Regions from separate parts of the Homo sapiens genome. Here region 2 is linked to region 1. The links are chromatin loops, found by intact Hi-C in ENCODE. Cell type or tissue: B cell. All regions are shown on one strand. Links, peaks and the distances in the headings refer to the core of each region. The heading gives the core; the rest is flanking DNA.

Region 1 (9,350 bases), core at 1,351-9,350:
TAACTTTGTACTGGGGCCTGTCACTCAGGAGGCAATGTCAACGGTCCTGACTGAAGCTGCTCCCCTGAGCCGTGGGCAGTAAAAGCCTTCCCTTTCTAAGCGCTGGAAGAATGCAAGGAATTCCTTCCTTACTAGCATATGGACTCTGGAGTGGTTTGCTCTCCATCCTCAGTGTGAATGTCCAAGACTGGCCCCTTTCCTCACCCCATCTGTGTGGCCAGTTTGCCTTTCTTGGTCCTGAGTCCCTCTCCAGGTTGCCTGCTGGGGTCTGGTCATGTGGACTGTACCTCTGAGCTTGGCCGCTCACTGCAAGCTCAGCCCGGCTGCCCTTTGTGGCTTGGCTGCTGTGTGCTGCCAGTCGTGTTGAGTGTGAGTTCATTGCACATCCTTGGACCTTGAGCCCAGGCTGCTGGCCTTTCTTTGGAGAGGCCTGTGGGGGACGCAACTCAGTTTCCAGCAGTCACCATCTGATAGCTCACCCACATTCCAGTCTCTTCCTGGAAAGACACTGCATCTAAAATCTAGTGACTTCTCTCATAAATCCAGATCACATGCCCTTGAGGCCAGGTCAGAGAATTTCTGGAAGCAGGCAGGGCGTAGTTCCTGTTTGCTGTTTCTTCTCTCTTCCATTGAAGAGGCAAGGAAAATAAGGAGCCAGTGGAATCCCCCAGCAAATGCTTACTTGCTCTGCCATGCAGCCAAACCTGCCCTCAACAAAAACTGATCTGAACTGGTGGAAGTGTTTAATCATTTTTCATTGTCACTAATGAAAATAGCACTGCCTGTGGCTGGATAGTTCAAAGTGCCCAACAAAAGAATTCTGAGTCCCAGGCGAGAACTAGATCTGGAAGATCTTGGATCAACTAATGACACACCTTGTGCAAATTTTAAACCTCCCAATAATGTCCATGCATGTGGCCTAATGGTACTACAGAGATTTTAGGATTGGTACATATATTAGTCACTGTAATTAAAATCCTGGAGTTATATTATATGTTATTTGTATGGCAGTTTGTGATGTGTTTAATGTTCCCAGTTTCAAAATTATTAAAGCTACTGTCCCTGGGCTGGCCAAAGTGATAAGCAAAATAAGAATGTGATCTTATTCCCTCTTGATGGGGCAAGTGGGGAGGGGGATGCATGTGGGATTTTCTTATAAAGAGACCAAATGCCAAATAAAGAAATCCAACTGTGAAACAGGAAAGTTGAAATGGTTTGTTAGGATCATTAATATTGCAATGAAAACTAATTAAACCTGGAGCTAGAAGGAGTTCATTAGTGGTTTGGAGCCAAGGATTCTGCTTCTGCACTGTTGGCTATAGCATAGAGGAACTTGGAAAGTTGTCACCTGGGCTTGGGGGTCACGCGGCTCTCTCGTTTTTGCAACCTCTGGAATTGGGCTTGCGCTAATGACAGGTGTTTGGCAGACACGAGCCATGAGATTTTCTTAGGGTACCTGAAGTCCTCTTAGCTCCTCTCCCTGAGAGGCCCTAGGCATTGCCACCCCTGCCTGAGTCAGACACGCCTTGCAGGCTTTGAAGATGGAGAAGGAAAATTGGCAGGGTTTTTTTTTTTTTCCCAAGCAATTCAACTCACTCCAAACCACTAGAAATAAAGGTAACCCACAGCTTCAACAGTAGTTTTGTGTTGCTGAAGTGCTTTCACACACATCATCTCATTCGCTCCTCTACACAGTCCTCACAAAATTGCTTTATCATTTATCTCCTCAACTTGGTGGCCAAAGAGAGAGCAGGCTGCTTTATCTCAGGCTGGATTTCCCGGGAAGCAGACTCTGAGAAAGAGTTTGGTGGGCAAAAGGTATATTAAGGAGGGCCCTTGGGACCAATCCCCATGGCAGAGAGGGGCTTGAATCATGTGTGGACAGAGGGAAAATCAAGCTGTGATTCCTGGAGGCCCAACGGGGACTCAGCCCATACCATGGAGAGATCTGGGGCTAGCACGGCCCTTCAGAGGCATCTTAAGTTGGGTTAATATGGCCAGTTTGTCATCCTGCTTCTTTGATCTGTCATTGGATGGGGGCTGCCTTGAGAAGGGTGGGCCTTTGGGTAGGTGACTCTGTGCCAATGGGACCCTAAAGGGGCCAACAGCTGGAGGCTGCCCACTCACACCCCCCACCAGCCTCTGAGCAGCAAGTCCTCCCTTCAGGGGTTCTGGGCAGCACATTGAACATCACACCGGGGCAGGCTTGCTTATCATAATCTCCTTCCACCCCAGCAATAGCACCTGGCAAGTAGTAGGTTTTTTAACAGATATTCATTAATGTCAGTAGCACATTCCCATTTCACACAGAGAAAAGCAACAGTTAGGAATGTGAAGGAACTAGAATTAGAAGGAAGGCTCCTAACTCAAGAATCCCAGCCTTTGCCACTGTCCCTCATCTGTGCTCACAAACAATGAAGAGGGACATCTGGATGACAGTCATCTGGCCCTGATGCAAAACAAAATCCAATTCATGTTTTTCATGTCCAAAGAAGATGGTTGGAGCCAGGTAGTCCAGCACTAGAAAGGCAACCCCATGATGTCATTGTGGAGAAGGCTCCCCTCTTTCTTCTCGGCACCCTCATGTAGCTCTCATTCTCAAGGTTACCTCATGGTCCAAGATGGTTGACAAAGCTCCAGCCATTATGTCAGCATTCCAGGCTGGCAGCAGGAAGGAGGCAGATGGTAGGGACTGAAGGCTGCTCTTCCTAGGTGAAGGGATTTTCAGCACTTCTCTCTCTTTCATTTTTTCCCTGAATACCCAGCCCATCATTTGGTGGAATATTGACACTGGTCACAAGAGGAGGGACAGGGGCTTGTCCATGAGGCAGAACAAACTTGGGCTTGAGTTTGAGGACACCATAGGGAAGGATGGGCCTGCTGTTCACACTAGGGCTTGGCAGCTTTGGCCAGCCAAGGGATTTCCCACAGCTGGGGCCTGGGCAAGGAGGACAAGAGCCTGTGGACAGACAGGCCTAGGGTTTGGGGAAGTTGCTCCGAGACACCTTTGCATAGTTTGTTGCAAGGTCCCATCCCTTGTGCTTGTATTTTAGGCAAAACCAAACCAAAAAAGTAAATCCGATCACCAGACAAATAAGGCAAAAAAAGGTTTACTTTTCTTGATTTCCTGGTACTTGAGTCCAGCCCCTTCCAGTATTCCATGAGTGGGTTATAGACGTGCCACGTATGGTTCTCCTCGGCCCTGGGTACAGCCAGGCAGGTGTGGGGAGGGCAGCCGGTCCCCTCCAACCACAGGCAGCCTTGGCTGCTTATCCCCTTGTTATACACGTGCTGTTACCCCGGCAAGATTGGGGCATGCCACTCGATTCCCTTTGCTATAGGGAGCTTGTTTGAATGTTGGAAGCAAAAAGTGCTGTGTATCTCCAAGAGGGAGACAGAATCACTTTCTCATTATGGTAAAGATTTTTCTCAGATTTCCAAGTCAAATCTCAGGTGGCAAAGGAAATGGCCTCATTTCTGCCAGTGCCCAGAACTGCCACAGTTTACCTGCCTGATCCATAGATCCAAAGGTTCCTGAGAGCATCTCGCTCACGTTCTTCATTTTATAGATGAGGACGCCAGGCCCAGGGAGGTAAATACCTTGGCAATGGGCATAGAAATGATGTAGGTTTAATTTGACAACATTATTAACCCCGCTTATTATCTTGAAATGATCCCATAAGAGCTTATGAGAAATGACAATTATTTAATTGCATACTTTACATAGTATATTTTATATATTGTACAATTATCACCATAATGATTAATGGGGGTTAATTCTTCTGTAGCTGAAGGCAGTCAGTGTAAGGTGGTATTTCAATATCTTTTCTTTTTTACTTCAAGATTAAGCCTAGAAAGTCTTTTGCCTTTCTGTTCACACACAGGCAGCAGACAGAGGGTGTGAACAACAGGTTTGTGGACACCACTTACCAGCCAGCCATCATTTCCCCTTGCTTGGGAGAAGAACACATCTCCAGAACATTTCAGGGTGCTCTGCAGTGCCTGAAGATTCTATCTGACTTTACTATAGTCTCCCAAATGCCAGAGTTGCAGAGGAGTAAGAAAATTCCACAATCAACTCTGAACCTTCCTAGTCTACCCTTTCAAGATTACGGAGATCATTTATTGAACGTTTTGGGTTAGGCTTAATTGCAGTAGAACAGAGAAATCCCAAATCTCAGTGGTTTAAAAATGTTTGGAGCCTTGCAGCTCAGCAGAAAGGCAACCTTATGGTATCATTGTGGAGCAGGCCCTCCTCTTTCTTCCTGGCCCCCTCATGTAGCTCTCATCCTCAAGGTCACCTCATGGTCCAAGATAGCTGACAAAGCTCCAGCCATCATGTCAGCATTCCAGGCTGGCAGCAGGAATGAGGCAGATGATGGGGACTGAAGGTTGCTCTTCTCAGTTGAAGGGATTTCCAATATTCTCACAAAACAATTAATTTCCATTCCATCAGACAGAATAGGACACATGATTACCTTTAACTGCAGGGAGAGAGGTGAATAAAGATTTTGACCTGTGCCATTTCGTCTAGCTGAAAATACCGGGGCTGTACAACTAAGGAGGGAAGAAGAATAATGGTTGGTGTAGACAACCACTATCTCTGCCACAGGATTCCAGGAGATAACACAGCAAGCCTTTAGCAGAACGCCTGGCATTAGATTAGGTTCTTGTGTGTTTAATGATTGCTTATGGAGTGCCTACAGTGGTTAGGGCCAAGGCTAACCAGGAGGTTTGTCCCTGTTCTCAGGCCACTCTTGATCCAGTGCTCAGCCAGCACAGAGCTGGGGACATTCTGCTGGGTGGACAAAGCATCTCTAGGCAGATCTGCTTCTGACCCATAGTGCCCTCGTGGTTTTAAAGCATGGAGCTACAGAGCTACCCAGCCAGGGTTCTGGATATACCTATGGATTGCCGGTGTCCTGTTGTCACAAGAAAGCCTTGGGGGCTGTTGACAGAGGCTTCTCATGATGAGCAGTGAAGGGAACGGTGCAGGCTGGGAGCTCGAGAATCCTGGGTTTAATCCCGGCAGTGATGCTGATGTCAGCCTTTCATATGGTGAGCCTCAGTTTCCTGGTCTGCCATGTGCAGATGACGACATTTACTTTGCAGGACAATTGTGAGAACTAGTGCCCAGCGTGGCTCTTGTCTGGATGCTGATGTTATGACTGGCAGGGCCGGCAGGGCCAGCAGGACTGGGCCACCCCAAGAGCATGGCAGGCCCCTTGGTCAGATTTACTGTAGACAAGGAAAAAGACAAAGGGTCAGGACAGCACTATCTACACTCTTTTGCTTTCACACAGAAATCAATTTGTTCAATGCCTTATTAAGAACAGCAAAATAATAGTGCTGTTCAATAATAAATTCCTTACCACTTAATACTAATGTTGAAAAAAGTTTACAGGAATCCATTGCTTTGGACTAGGCCCCAGCAGACCAGACCAAACCAAAATGAAGTCACTCATGCTAAGTGACACAAAATCACACCAAAATTTTAAGGAAGCAGGTAGAGCCTCAAACAGACCAGTTTTGCCTAAAAACAGTAGATTCATAGCAACCAATTAGAAACAGCCCGGTCTGTCTGAGTCAGTGTCATAATGAAGTTCCTCTTTACAAGAAAAGTGATCTGCTGTTCACCAAAAAGTGTAGTGACCTGCTGTTCATTGATCTGCTTTTTTGATGGCTCCATTTCCTTTTTCCCACCTTCCACAAACTAACCATTCTGCTCTGTCATCCCCAGCAGAACACTCATTCTAATTTATGGAATGAAGTGTTGTCCAATTCTGGAATTCCAAGTAAAAGCCAATTAGATTTTCAAACTAAATTTGTTGTAATTTTGTCTTTTGGCACTAATACCAAAAGACCACCGAATCCTAGGTAAAGCTAATGGACAAAAGGAATCTTTAAGGTCCCATTGGTTTCCCAGCACTTGATTTCTGTAATTTGGCCAAAGCTGACTTATTTCCAGGAGTGTGACTTTCTGGGTGTATGGGTGAAACTCCCACTAAGGGAAGTGGGCACCCTTTAGACAAGAAAACAACAAAGCAGTGGGCAACTGCTTCCTCCACGGGAATGGGGGCAGGTTGGTTTGAATGGCCTCTGAGAAGGAACACCCAGGAGATTCATGCTCCCAGGAAACTGCCTACACTGGGGTATTCAAAACACTTGGAGCTTTACTTTTTCAATGGATGATTTCGTGATTTTTCTGAAGCCATCTAAAACTTCTTACCTGCAATGGAGTGTGCCTAATTTGGAGCAGGTGCTGAGGGTCTCCTCCCCAGCTCAGGAGCAGCATTCCTTGGGGTGTGGTCATGGGACCATCTCCCACAGACACCTGGGGCAAAAGCAGGAGCCCCACTCCAGATGGGGTGGCGGGGAGGGCAGAATCTCTGGGACCAAGCCTGGAATTCTGCATTTTAATGACTTCCCTTCTTCTGTACACTAATGTTTTAGTTGGTTTCCAACCTTGTTCATTCTGCATTAGCTGAGGTCTTATAGAAAGACCTGATGTGAAATATTCCACTAGGGATCCACTGTGTGGCTACTCTCTCTCTGTGTGACACTCACAATAGGCCTCTATATACGTCTAGAATCTCCTTGTCATTGACAGTTTTGTGCAATTGCTCCAAGGACAGGACTAGTGTAAGGGTACCTGGGCTGCAAAATTGAGAAAGTGCTCACTCTTAAGGAGGCACCACTCTCTGGGATGTGCAAGGACGGGGTTCACACCTCAGAATGAGCACCTCCTTAAGCATACCCCAGGCAACCCCTTTGACTCATCCTGTCTCTGTCTTCAGAAAGCCCCCCTCCTTTGCAATGGCTCTTGTTTCTGGATGACTTTTTCTGATGTTGGAGGAACATGACACCCCTTAGTCTACACTACACTCGATATTTTTAGCTAATTCATTCCAGGGCTTGGTAAAGTACTCAACTTTGCTTAGCATTATCCACTATTTCTTTTCAAGGAATCTTGGATCTGTGCAACATAGGCAGTCATGTGTTAGACATATTTAAATGGTCGTAGAATCTTAGAACTGATGGGGTATTGGAGACAGCATAATGGCTCTTTCTTTCACGTTTATCTGCCTTCCTTTCTCAGATCTGCTTTAATTGGGTTTATATGGTATAGTTAATTTTGCATCATGCTTTTCCATCTCAGTGGACATAACCAGGCATTAGGCCCGGGTTTCGATTCTGGCCCCTCCACAGGCTTGGTATAGGATCTGGAGCAGAGGTTCTCAAAGCCCAGTGCCTCAGCTATTCAGGGGTGGGGCTGAGAATCTGCATTTCCAACGACCTTCCAGGCAATACAGATGCTGCTAACCTGGGACCCCGGGTTTAGGAAAAATCCTTAACTTCACAATGAGTCCCAAATGGGAAGACAATTCCTTAATCATGGGGTTTTTGCCTAGATCAAATGAGACAACGTGTGAGAGCCTCATCTAACAGGTGATCCACACCTGGTCCCCTTATTCCAAGCTCTCGTCCAAGACAAGGTCCCCAACATGTGGGCTTCCATTCTCACCTTCAGAACTTGGGTCAGGTTCTCCCGGAGCAGCCCTTGAGATGAGGGTTTGTTAAGGAAGCGCTCCCAGGAGAAACCAGTGGGGGTAGAGAAAAGAGAGCAGGGAAGGATTTCAGGCAAAGTCCTGCAGAGCTCGGTCAGCGACTCCCCAGGCGGCTCTGGAGGCTGTTTCCTCTCAGAGCACAGAGGAGGCACAGTAGGGAGCAAAGCACCTCCAGAGTAGGCAGAGTGGAGCTTTCCTGCAGGCTGAAAGGACCCTGGGTCTGGAAGAGGCCCCTCACTACACAGTCGCCTGCTGGAGTAGGGGGCGGTGCAGGTGGAGGGCAGTGGGTGCCTCTGTAAGCGGCAGGGCGGAGGCTCCAGCCAGTGAAGGGGACTCCAAAGACTGCATGCCCAAGGGCAGGGAGTAAGGGGAGATATGCAGAGAGACAGGGAGAGAGAGAAAGAGAGACACACATTTGGACACACACATACAAACACACAGAGAAAGAGAGAGAGAACCACACAGCTGACGTGAGGAGACGGCGTCAAAAGACCACAGGAAACCTGGCCCCCCTCTTCCTTCCTCCCACCCAGCCCTGGAGGGTGCAGGGGTGGCAGATTGGCGAAGGGAGGGGCAGCAGCTGGGGAGGAAAGGCCACACACACACAGACACACAGAGACGCTCACAGAGACATCCACACAGAGACACACAGAGGCACAGACACAGAGACACACAGAGAGAGACACAGAGACACACACAGAGAGAGACACATGCAGACACACAGAGAGACACACACACAGACACAGGGAGACACACAGACACAGGGAGACACACAGAGACACATACACAGAGACACACACACAGAGACACACAGAGAGAGACACATGCAGACACACAGAGAGACACACACACAGACACAGGGAGACACACAGACACAGAGAGACACATAGAGGCACATACACAGAGACACACAGAGACACAGACACAGAGACACACAGAGACACAGACACAGAGACACACAGAGAGAGACACACAGAGACACACACACACAGACACACACAGAGACACACAGACACACAGACACAGAGAGACACACAGACACACACACACAGAGATACACAGAGACACAGACACAGAAACACTCTGAGAGAGACACACACAGAGAGACACACACATGCAGACACAGAGAGACACACAGACACACACACACAGAGGCACAGCACAGAAACACAGAGAGAGACACACAGAGACATACACAGAGACACACAGAGAGACTGACACACGCAGACACACAGAGACACACAGAGATACACACAGAGACACACACACAGAGACACACAGAGAAGGATCCACACAGAGACAGAGAGACACATACATACACATATATACTGACATACATACATACACAGAGAGACACACACACACTCATACACAGAAACACACAGAGACACAAAGAAAGACACACATACATGAACATATATACTCACACACACACATCCATAAGGACATACACTCATACATAGAGACACAGAGAGAAACACATACATGCACATATATACTTACACTCTCACAAACAGATACATACACACACACACAGAGAGATACATAAACAGAGAGATACACATACATACACACACACATACACACATACATATACTCACAGACACACACACATACTCACACTCATACACAGAAACACACACATACACACACACAGAGAAAGAGAGAGAGAACCACACAGCTGACATGAGGGGATGGCGTAGAGACCACAGGAAACCTGGTACAACAGTAGAAGGCCTCTGCGCCCCCCTCCTCCTTCCTCCCACCCAGCCCTGGAGGGTG
Region 2 (10,700 bases), core at 1,161-9,160, 78 kb after region 1:
ACTTGATACTGCCCAACTTCTCAATTCTTGACAATTAGAGAGGTATAAAATTTTATCTCAAAGTTTTTATTTTAGTTTGTGTGTTCCTAATCACTACTAGGAATAACTACTTTCTCTGCATTATCAGACAGCCCATTCTCCTTTTCTGTAGATTTCTGATTTTATATACCTTTCTCCCAAGTTGTATTTGATTATTGGTCTTTTATGTAGTATTCTGGATATTAATTATTTGTATGTTTCATGTGTTCCAAATATCTTCTCTCAGTATGTTGCTTATCTTTTATCTTTGTGGCTTCCTTTGTTGTGAGAAGTCTTTCAGCGTGATGTAATCACATTTATTGGTCTTTTCCTTTTTGTGTGCTTGGTTTTTCTGTGTTAAGAAGCATTTTAAAAAGTTATTTTTACTTTAAAGTGGTTGCATTTTTTATGATTAGGTCTTTAATTTATTTGGAATTTATTTTTATTTACGGCCTAAAGAAAGGATCTAATTTTAATGTTTTCTGTATGGGACATCAGTTGTTGCAATATCACCTGTGTAATGATCTTTCCTTTCTTTGCTTTGCAATGATTCTATATTGCAAACATATTCTATGTCTATTCTGTACCCATTTAATATGTCTGAACCATTAATGGGCTTCATCTTCTGTGCCACTTTTTGCATCTGTCTCTCTTTGAATCATGCCACAATGTTTTTTTTTTTTGCTATAGCTGACTAATCTTGATAGATGAAATATCTACTGCTTGTCACTGTTGTTGCTAGAATCATTTTGGCCCTTAATTCACTTCCTCTTACATGTAACACTCTTTCCTGGAAAGTGTGATAAAATTTCACTTCCTGAGAGCCGACCGTGGGCCAAGGCTGCTCTCAGCACTCCCACGTGGACCCTGTTCATTTCTCAGCCCCAAGGCAGATACTCTTATTGTAGTCATGCCCATTTTTCCAGACAAGGAAACTGAGGCACAGAGAGATTAAAGTAGCAGGTGAGTGGCCCAGTTGGGATTCAAACTGAGGCATTTTGATGCCCCAAAGCTGAATTTTTAGCTCTAATGCCAAACTGCTTCTTAGTCAGGAATAGAAAGGACATTGAAAAAACTGAAGTGACTTTTTAACTTTTTAAAAAATTTTTTTATTTCAAAATAATTCAAACTTTCAAGAAAAGTATAAGAATAAAAATAGTACAAAGAACACTCATATGACTGCCTATTTTAAATAATTTATCTTATTTGCTTGATAATATATTGCCTCTTTCTCTTTCTCTCTCTATACACACACACACACACACACACACAATTTGTTTCCTGAAACAATTGAGGTAAATTTTGTATACCATGGAGTTTCTTTTAACCCTTAAATACATCAGTGTTTATTTCTTAAGAATATATATACCACAGTACAATCATCAACTTTAGGAAATTTAATGTTGACAAAATACTTTTATATAATCTATTTATCATATTCTAATATTTTCAAAGGATCCAATAAAGTCCTCTATAGCCTTGGTTTTGTGTCCAGGCCAGGAACCAATCTAGGACAGGTATGGCGGGGGTGACCAACTGTGTCACATTAGCCTTCCTTAATCTGGTACAGCCCCTGAGCCTTTGTTTGTCTTTCATGATAAAGATATTTTTGAAGCGCACAGCTTTCAAACCCCACCTTTTTTCCCCACAGAACATTCCTCATCTTGGGGTTTGCCTGATAGCCCCTGGTGATTTGATTCGGGATATCCATTCCCTTCCAGAAGACTGCATGGCCAACACTGTCCTTCTCAGCTGTCTACACTTAGAGGCACGGGATGCCTGAGGAAGGCTGATGTATTTTTGCCATCCTGATTAAAAAAACCTTAAAACTAGGTTTTGGATTATGGTTGTCACAATTCTAAATAAATTTCTACTTAAATATCAACCAATCAGTATTTTTAAATTTTGCTAAAATATTGATCTAAGACTAGCTATTGAAAATATCTGGTGAAATTTCTAGGCATTTTATTAGAGGTCTGCATCTTCCTTTTAAAAAAGCTGTCATATAAAATATTCCTGTGGACTCTAATTCCATCCAAAATGTCGGCCATCTATCTCAGTTTTAATTCTGTTGGCAAGCATCTGCTGAAATCTATGTATTATTATAATCATGATAATAAGAGAGATACAATATCACTTTAATTACATTCCAGGGCCTAAAACATTCTTCACTGAAGGAGCCAGAGTTATTGAAGAGAGCAGAGTCTTTTTTTTTCTCCCTTAATTTATAATGAAAAGATGGCAGAGGCCCGGGTAAAGAGAATTAAATTCGTTTTTATCTTACAAGTCAAAGTCATCACTTTATTCCTTGGGTCTGAGTCCCTGAGATCTTTGTAAAAATTTTTCCTGACAGCTGTTCCCCTGTTCCAAGTTCCTGCCAAGACAATAGTTCAGAATTATGTGGTGTGTGAATGTTAGTAAGGAAGAATCCTTGGTACATTTGTTTTATTTTGCTGCATAACAAATCTCTACAAACGTAACAAAAAACGAATACACCAGGGTCTCTTGCAAGTCAGCAGAAGGTCAAGGAAGAGGCTGAAACCTCAGGTAGGCAAGAGATACTTCCTGATAGGGCAAGAGTTCCCCTAATGACTTCTGCCCATTTTTCTAAATGAATTGCTTGCTTTTTTCTTTTACTGTTGAATTTTAAGAGTTCTTTATATACTCTAGATATTAGTCCTTTGTCAAATATGTGGAGTGCAAATATTTTCTTAGTCTATAGTTTGTCTTTTCATTCTCTTAACAGGGTCTTTTACGAACAAAAATGTTTAATTTTAATTGCCTAACTTATTAATCTTTTTTTTCGTGGACTGTGCTTTTGATAGCATGTCTCAGAAGTTTGCACCAAACTCTAAGATCTCAAGATTTCCCCCTAAAATTTACATAGTTTTATGTTTTATATTGAAATCTATGATCAATTTTGAGCTCTTTTTGTTTAAAGTATGAATTTAATCAAGGTAATTTTTTAACCTTGGATATCTAATTGGTCCAGCACTGTTGGTTGAAAAAATGATCCTTCCTCTATTGAATATATTTTGCCCCTTTGTCAAAAATCAGTTGGTCATACTTGGGTGGGGCTAATTTGGGGTTCTCTTTTCTTTTCCACTGATGTGTCTGTCCTTCTGCCAATCCCACACAGTCTTGATTTCTGTAAATATATTAAGTCTCAAGGGAGTAGAGTGATTTCTTCTACTTTATTCTTCCTTTTCAAAAAAGATTTTTCGCATTTCTCTTTCCTTTATCTTTCCATGTAAATTTTAAAATAATCTTTTGTACATCTACAAAAACAGTCTTGCTGGGCTTTTGATGGGAATTGCATTAAACCTATAGATCAATCTGGGGAGATTTGACATCTTTATCATGTTGTGTTTTTCCATGAACTTGGTATGTGTCTCCATTTATTAAGATCCTTCTGGATTTTTTTCTTCAAGGTTGTGCTATTAGACTTACACCTGCATAATTTATGAGTGATCGTAAGTTGTGTTGTATTTAAAGTATTTCTTTCTGTGTATAATTGTGAGCATATGGAGACATCATTGATTTGCATATGTTAATCTTATTGTATTCCACCACCACATACTCTAAAGAGAGTTATTTTTCAGATCTCTCGAGATTTTCTATGTTGACTGTCATGTTCTCTGCAAATAGGGTTAGTCTTATTTTTTCCTTCCTGAATAGTATGCCTTTATTTCCTCTCATCTTACTAGGCTGACAAGAACGTTAGTACTAGGTTGAACAGGTGTGGTGACGGTAGATATTCTTGCTTTGTTCCTGATCTTAGTAGAAAAGTATTTTGTTTCTCACCATGAAGTTTGGTTATAGCTGTAGGTGCTTTTGCAGATATTCTTTGTGAAGTTGAGGAAGTTTTCACAATTGTTCATGGAAGCAGTTTTATGGCTACTTTGACACCTCTGTCAGATGACTCTAACTCTGTATCATCGAGGTGATGGCATCTGTTGATTTTTTTTTTCATTCAAATAGAGATTGTCCTGGTTCTTGCTATGACAAATAATTTTCCACTGAAACCTGAACATTTTGGATTTGATGTTATGAAACTCTGAATCTTATTGACGTCTTCAATTTTAACAGGCCTCCTCAGATATCATTCTGTCGAGAGAAAAGGGGCATTTCCTCATAATTGCTAGGGGGGTGGAGCCTGACATCCTCTCTGGCCACCACTGACACCTGATGGGAGAAGGGCTCTGTGTTACTGTGGGGTGGGGTGCAGGCTAGGTTCTAGGACATAGCTCTAGAACCTGCTCAGTAATTAGCACTTGTTTGAGTCAATTATTGCCAGAAGTGGAACGTCAGCCTCGGGCTTGGGTGGGCTTCCCCTTTAGCACTTGCAGACAGCACCCTGCTGGGAGTACCCAGGCTCATCACTGCTCTTCATGTGTCCCTTGCTGACACTGTGGGGTGGGGGTAGCCTCGTGGTGGCTGGGCAGTGTAGGACGTCCTGACTCTTTCCTAGCAGGAAGGGTGAGAGGCACCTTGTCACTGCCAGGAGCAGGTGAAAGAGCAGGATCCCACAGGGTCTCCACTGATACCCCTGGGGGCGGGGACTTTTTCATTCATTGGGCATGAAGCCCTCTCTTCCCCATGTGACCCTCTGACACCACCCTCGTTGGGGAGTGGGGGCTCCTTATAACTGAGCAGTGAGCGTGGAAGCCCAGGTCTCCACTCGGCCTCTGTTGATGAGGGTGGGGCTTGGGGTGAGGGCACAGTTTTTTCTGTGCTGTTTGACCGTTGTGGAGTGGTTATCACCTAAAAGTCTTGTCTTCCTAGGCTGCACCTTTCCCAGTCTTTGGCTCGTGGGAGCTGGCTTTTCTTGGGGCTTCTGTGTTTGTGCCCATTGGCATTACAGGGTTGCCAGCTTCTCCAATTCCCATCTGGGACATCTGAGGCAAAAAGAAAACCCAGAAATTCACTGCCCTGTTATTCCTGAGTTCTGAAGGTGCCTAGCCAGTCTGCCTTCTTCTCTCCATTTTTGGGGGTCTTTTTATATTTGTTTTTTTAATATAATATTTAGGGATTTTAGCTATGCTTAGTGAGAGGAATAGGGAAAAGTAAACCTATTTCATCTTTCCAGAAAAGTAAGTTTGAAAAGAGTTCTGGAGGATGGGTGATTTGGAGTAATGCTCTTTGGGGAGGGACCCTGGGCTGGCAAACCTCCCTCAGACACACAGTCCTGATTCTAGAGGCCCCTGAAGGGAGTCTTCCCCATGGGGTGAAAGAAGGAGTGGGGATGAAGGCAGAATGCCTGCTGGGGAGTCTCTGATCCTCAATCCCTGATGAGGGCCACAGCTGGGCGGCTATAAAGCCGAGCCCCACAGGCCAACACATACTCAGCAGACCTTTTCACTAGCTCCCAAATTAAACTATCTCCACTTCCTCTTTAAAGTCACTATAAGCATTGTTGTCACATCTAGACCCTCATTTATCTACCACAATTGCTTGAACTGCTCCCTTTATTAAATTTGATTCCATGAAATAACTGGATAATGGTTCTTAGTGAGATGGACTGGGCTCACTCTCCCCTGCTTGTCTGAGTGAAGCAGATGGTCAGTTGGGGAACTCCTGCCTGGACCCCAGCTGCAGCCAAGCCCTGTTCACACCTTTGCAAACTCTTTGGCCATGTTATCGAGAAGTCACTATTCAGGGCAAGAGGTGAAGGACCTGGAGCTGGACCCACAGGCTGTCTTGGAGGACTGGGACACACAGACACCCAGAGCTTTCTCTTTGATTAAGCAAATATTGATTTTCACCAAGGTCTACTGGCACATGAAAATAAGTAAGTCAGGCTCCAACCTGAGGAGCTGACAGTCTACAGGGGACAGTTGCAATGCAGTGTGTTAAATACTGAGACGAAGGACTCACAGAAGAAAAAGGAGAAGCTCTTGAACCAAACTAGAGTATCCAGGAAGGCTTCCTGGAGGAGGAGTCTTATTGAATGCTAATTGCGTACATCTCTGCCTAGGTGAAATCCTTCAGCAGCTTCCTATTGCTGCCAGCAAGTACTAAAGTGTTTACTATGTCACTGGCCTCCTAGACCTGTCACGAGCCATCCCCTGTTGTTCCTGCTCCCTGGTCTCAGGGAACATCCATCAGGTTACTGTCCAGCCTCCTCACATGTCATCTGTTTTGCATGGGATGATGCTGTTCCCCTCCAGGGTCATAGAGATACTCCCACTCCCCTCTGTACTGTCACCACCGTCAGGGGAGAGATCTGGTCTTGCTGGGCCATTGCTCTAGAACCTGCTCAGTAATTAGCACTTGTTTGAGTCAATTATTGCCCGAAGTGGAACATCAGCCTCTGGAGCCAGTCTGCAAGAATGGGACAGGTGGCGTGCCATCCTAAGAAGAGAGGACAGCCTCTGCTGAGGCCCCGGGCAAGGGCAGCATGGACTACAGGGGTTGTGCAAGAGGGGAGAATGAGAGGTGACATGGGCCAGCAAAAGAGGAGGGCTTGATGAGCCCTGGGAGGACATTGGGCCTTATTCTGTAGGATTTTAAACAGCCTTACAGGAAGAGTGCCTGGCTGCAGTGCCCCAGATGGGTTGGAGGCAGGGAGACTTACTAGGAGAAGGCAAATGGATAGTCCAGGAGAGGGGAGGCTGGCTGGATTTGTCCCAGGCCACACCAGCAGGGTCATGTTGGCTTCTGAGGCCCCAGGGCACCCATCTCTCACAGCTACTTCCCTGAGGCAAGCAGTGTGTGGCCTGAGCTCAAGGTGTGTGGCTGAGTAAACTGGTGTCCATCCCAGCTCCTGGCCAGCCCATGCTTAGCCCCACTGGCAGACAGTGTTGGACAGGCAAGGCCAGGGCTGTGTGGCAAGGAGGGCTGAGCAGACCCAGCCAGAGCTCCCTGAGCTAACCCTAGAGTCCTAAAGAAAAGAGACCCTCCCAAACCGCAGATGAGCCCTGATTGTTGAGTCACATGTGACACATTAAGATACTTTGGTCAGTTTGTAATGACTGTTCACCCTCCATGCTGCTGTGAGACTCTTCCTCGGAGCCAGTGACTCAGGCTCAGGCATGGAGCCTGAAGAGGTCACGTCACTTCCTGGGGCTTTCCCATGAAAAGAGGCCACTGTCCCCAAGAGAGGCCCTTGTCCTGACACTGGCTCCAGGACCCCACGTACACACACAAATGCAAATGCGAAGAATTTTTTTCTTTTTTATCTTGTTTTGAGAGTTCAGGAACCGGGTCAGCACTCAGGCAAACAGAGAGGGAGGTTTGTGTGCAATGGCTTAGTGCAGCTGAAAGTGAGGACCCGAATCAGGGAAACCACAGCCTGTGGCTGCCCTGGGAACTAGAGAGGGAGGGAGGAAATGCTTTTATTTCAATTTCCAAAAGACCAGATTCCCAGATAACTGCACCTGATCCCTCCACCTGGTGGTTTCCTCTGGGGACTGAGCATTGCCCAGAACTCTAGGAGAAAAGCCAGGGCTTGGGTAAGGGAACTCGCTGGTGAGTCTGATGGCTCAGGAGCCATCCTTGGTCCTGGAGGGTCTGTGGTTCAAGGTGGCCCAGGCCAGGCCTGGCTTCCTTCTGCTCTACCCATCTGACCCTGCCTCCCCTGGCGGCAGGCAGCAGGGCTGCACCTCCCCCTCTGGAAGGGGCCCCTGAAGAATGGACTGCAGGGCCATGGGGTCAGGGGGACTTCGGCTGGACCATGCGTGGGGCTTGATCTATAACTTAAATATTTAGACATGTGGCATGCTGTAGGCTCTGCAAATGTCAGGAATTGTCTTAAAAAGCTAACTAGAGTGGAGATGCCTAGCACGGATGCTGGTGCCTCGCAGGGTTTACGAATGATCTGTCCCGGTAAGTGGAGGCTGATGGGTTTAGTAAGGGGCTCCGGTGCAGGCTGTGTGCTGCCGTTTCCTCTGCAGCATCATGACCCCTTTCCCATGGTCCAGGACAGCTGTCATCCCACAGCCCCGCTCCCTGGATGCGCACTCCCCTCGGTCAGGTCCCTCAGGACTCCAGAGCAATGCTTCCCAGAGGCTGAAGAGCACAGTATGAATATTGCATGAATAATAATAACCCCACCACTTAGCGGTTATGCAACGCTTTCCTCTTCCACAATACTTTACCATCATTAATTAGTTATTCCGCACGGCTTCCAGCCTCCCCTGCTCTCTCTGCAAGGCATGCCCTGAGAGTTGCTCCTGCAAACAGGCCTGTCCTGGTCTGAAGCACCAACATCAAGTGGCCAGGCCCCTCTTCACTGGGATTGTACAGGCTATGGGAGGCCTTGGTTTGGCCATTTCTCGAAACAGCAGAGGCTTGTGCCCTTGCTGGGGAGCGCCACCTCTTTTCTGACCTGAGCACCTTCCCAGAGTGCCTCCCGGTGTGCTTGGCTCCCCATTTCACTCATGGCCCCTAGGATAGTGGCAGACACCCATCTCAGGTGGTGGCGTGTTTGCTTGTGGAAGGGCAGCTGCTGCCTGCACCTCACTCTGTGCACACACTCCTTCCGGGGACTTGTCCAGCCATGCTCTGTGTGCAATGGGGCCACTGAGCTGGGAGCCATGTTGTGTCTGGTCCAAGGCCACAGGCTGACAATGGGTGGCAGAATGGGGACTCAGATCTCTTGGTTTCAAATACCCTTCCCTCCCACCCACCATGGGAGTCATGGTGAGGTTTCAGATCCCCACAGAGAGGCTCAAAGGTGGGGCAAGTCCTTTCTCCAGTGAGTAGGGTCGGCTGGGTGTCCGGCTGTGGGGCCTCTGATCTGGCCCTCCCTGGATACCACTGTCCACCCAACCACGACAGCCTCAGGCTCCTCCTTGTTCCAGAACCCCCGTCTTCCTCAAGGCTTCAGCAGCCCCTTCCCAGGTGTGGCTCAGTGCTCACATGTGTCACCACTCCTGGTCAGAATGGACCTGGGACACCAGGTGGGGGGGGCCCTGCCCCCTTGGAGGAGCTCCTAGCCCTGGTTCAGGCCCAGGCCAGCTCTCCGCCTCCACCCCTCCATTAGCCTGAAAAGGTATTGATCAGTTTGGCTTCTGTGAGCTGAGTGTTTTAATCCCACTGTGTGAATCTTTAAGAATTAATTAGCAAAGAGTGCTCAAGAAAAACAAAGTGGGCACCAGTTTTGATACCTCCTGGTCACCCGCTGTTATTGTTTCCCTCTTAATTATGATGCTATTTCTGGAAGCTAGAGGCAAGCTCCCTGGTGCATCTCAGCCTGGGGTGGCCTCTGCATGGCCCTCCGTGGCCTCCTGCTTCTCGTTCCTGCCCAGGGTGGCGTGCGGCGAGGAGAAAAGGCACAGAGGCATTGTAGCAGGCAAGATATGAGTGGCCAAGCACTCCCACCTCTGGGAGCAGGGTGGCCACAGGACTCTCCCCTCTGCTTTTCTGAAAACCTTATCTGTCCACAGTGCCGGCCACATCTTATGCCAGTATCCCCAGCTGCTCTGACCCTGCTCAGCTTCCTTCTTTAGCCCTCAAGCCCTCTGTACCTCCTTGAATCGCCTGGCTTTTGCTTGTACCTTGTCCTCTGCCTGGTCACATTCCCTGTCTGGGCACATTCCATTCCAGTCCCTGCTGCCACCTCACCGAGACTTTATTAGCTCCAACTGGTCCTTTTGTTTTTAATTTAAATAATGATCTCTCCGGGGGAGCTTCTGTGACACTCCCAGGCTGGGTTAGGTGCCCGCCTTGGCCCACCTGGCTGGCTAATCACTGTACTTTCACGCATTAGCAGGGACTGCCGTATGTGGAATTCCTTAATCACTGCCTGTCTTCCAGAAGCCTTAGCGTCAGGGTCGCAGGGGTCCTGAGCTGGAGTTGCCAAGCAAGTGGTCTGCTCTGACACCACGCATATTGTCTTTCCGTGGATGGGGGGCGGTCCATGGAAATCAAGGAGTTGTCTAAAAGCTCCCAGAGTCCCCCTCATACCACCCCCCACCACTGCTTTGCACACCTTTTTCCCGTGTGTTCCTTTTGTACAGCTTTGCCAGGTAGGTTTGGGTTCTGCCCCAGCCTAGTTCCTTGCACAGAAAGCAAGGACCACAAGCGGCATGGGAGGGGTCTGCAGACGTCCTGTTTAGAGTCATGCTCTGATAAGACTGGAGGGTGATTGAGGAAGAGAAATCTCAGGTGGTTCCGGGGTTTGAGATGGGGACTCTGAGATTTCTGCAAGTCATGGTCTAGAAGTGTCTAGACTCCGGCAAGAGCCGAGCGATGCTGGAAGTAGGAGGACTGTGTAGCCAAGGCCCATGACCTATGCCCCTGCATTCTGCTAGAGAGAGGGCTGAACAGGTGCTATTGCACTTGGGGTAGGTGCACTTCATTTCCACTTTCAAACAGCCCCGTGGAGTGCCTGAGAAGCAGACCCATTTGTGAGCCCTGAGGCAGGGGCAGGGGCAGGGCCCGCCAGCACCCATATCACCCAAGCCAGCTAAATTTAAGAAGTATAACTTGTGTTTCACTCTGACCCCAGGGTCCACTAACATTGCAGGGTAGCACAGGATAAATGGGCAGAAAGGCAGGGTTGTCTCTGGTGAGTCTTTTATATGTCAGCGTCCTGCATCCCCATTTTCAGATGAAAAAAGGGAAGCCCAGGATCAATCTGCTGTGTGAAGCATAGCTGGGCTGTCTCCCTTGACTCTACACATCTGATTTCTTTTCTGAGCCTCTTGGCTCAGAAAAGTGTGTGCCAGCTGGGCCTC

Evidence for each region. Hi-C counts contacts between places; a loop is a spot of excess contacts. Peaks named below come from ENCODE experiments on the same cell type or tissue, not always from the same donor. Only the 100,000 strongest peaks of a DNase experiment are listed, where the experiment ranks them.
Region 2: a loop joins it to region 1, with 2.9 times the contacts of the local background. A loop is called at or near these places in 5 of 110 quality-filtered maps.

The regions. Positions count from the first base shown.
Region 1 is chr10:49,253,488-49,262,837 of GRCh38, reverse strand. No RefSeq gene overlaps it. Among named protein-coding and RNA genes, the nearest start is that of C10orf71-AS1, 41 kb to the left of the region's middle. RefSeq lists an enhancer at 7,843-8,371. In B cell, for the core only: no CTCF peak of the experiment used is centred there; DNase peaks (open chromatin) are centred at 5,547 and 8,057; H3K4me3 peaks cover 843 bases; H3K27ac peaks cover 476 bases.
Region 2 is chr10:49,173,944-49,184,643 of GRCh38, reverse strand. The region is part of intron 1 of TMEM273 (transmembrane protein 273); the gene reads left to right. Among named protein-coding and RNA genes, the nearest start is that of TMEM273, 9.1 kb to the left of the region's middle. RefSeq lists enhancers at 4,286-4,365, 6,942-7,281, 8,767-9,266, 9,267-9,768. In B cell, for the core only: no CTCF peak of the experiment used is centred there; DNase peaks (open chromatin) are centred at 4,203, 5,387 and 7,073; H3K27ac peaks cover 4,488 bases.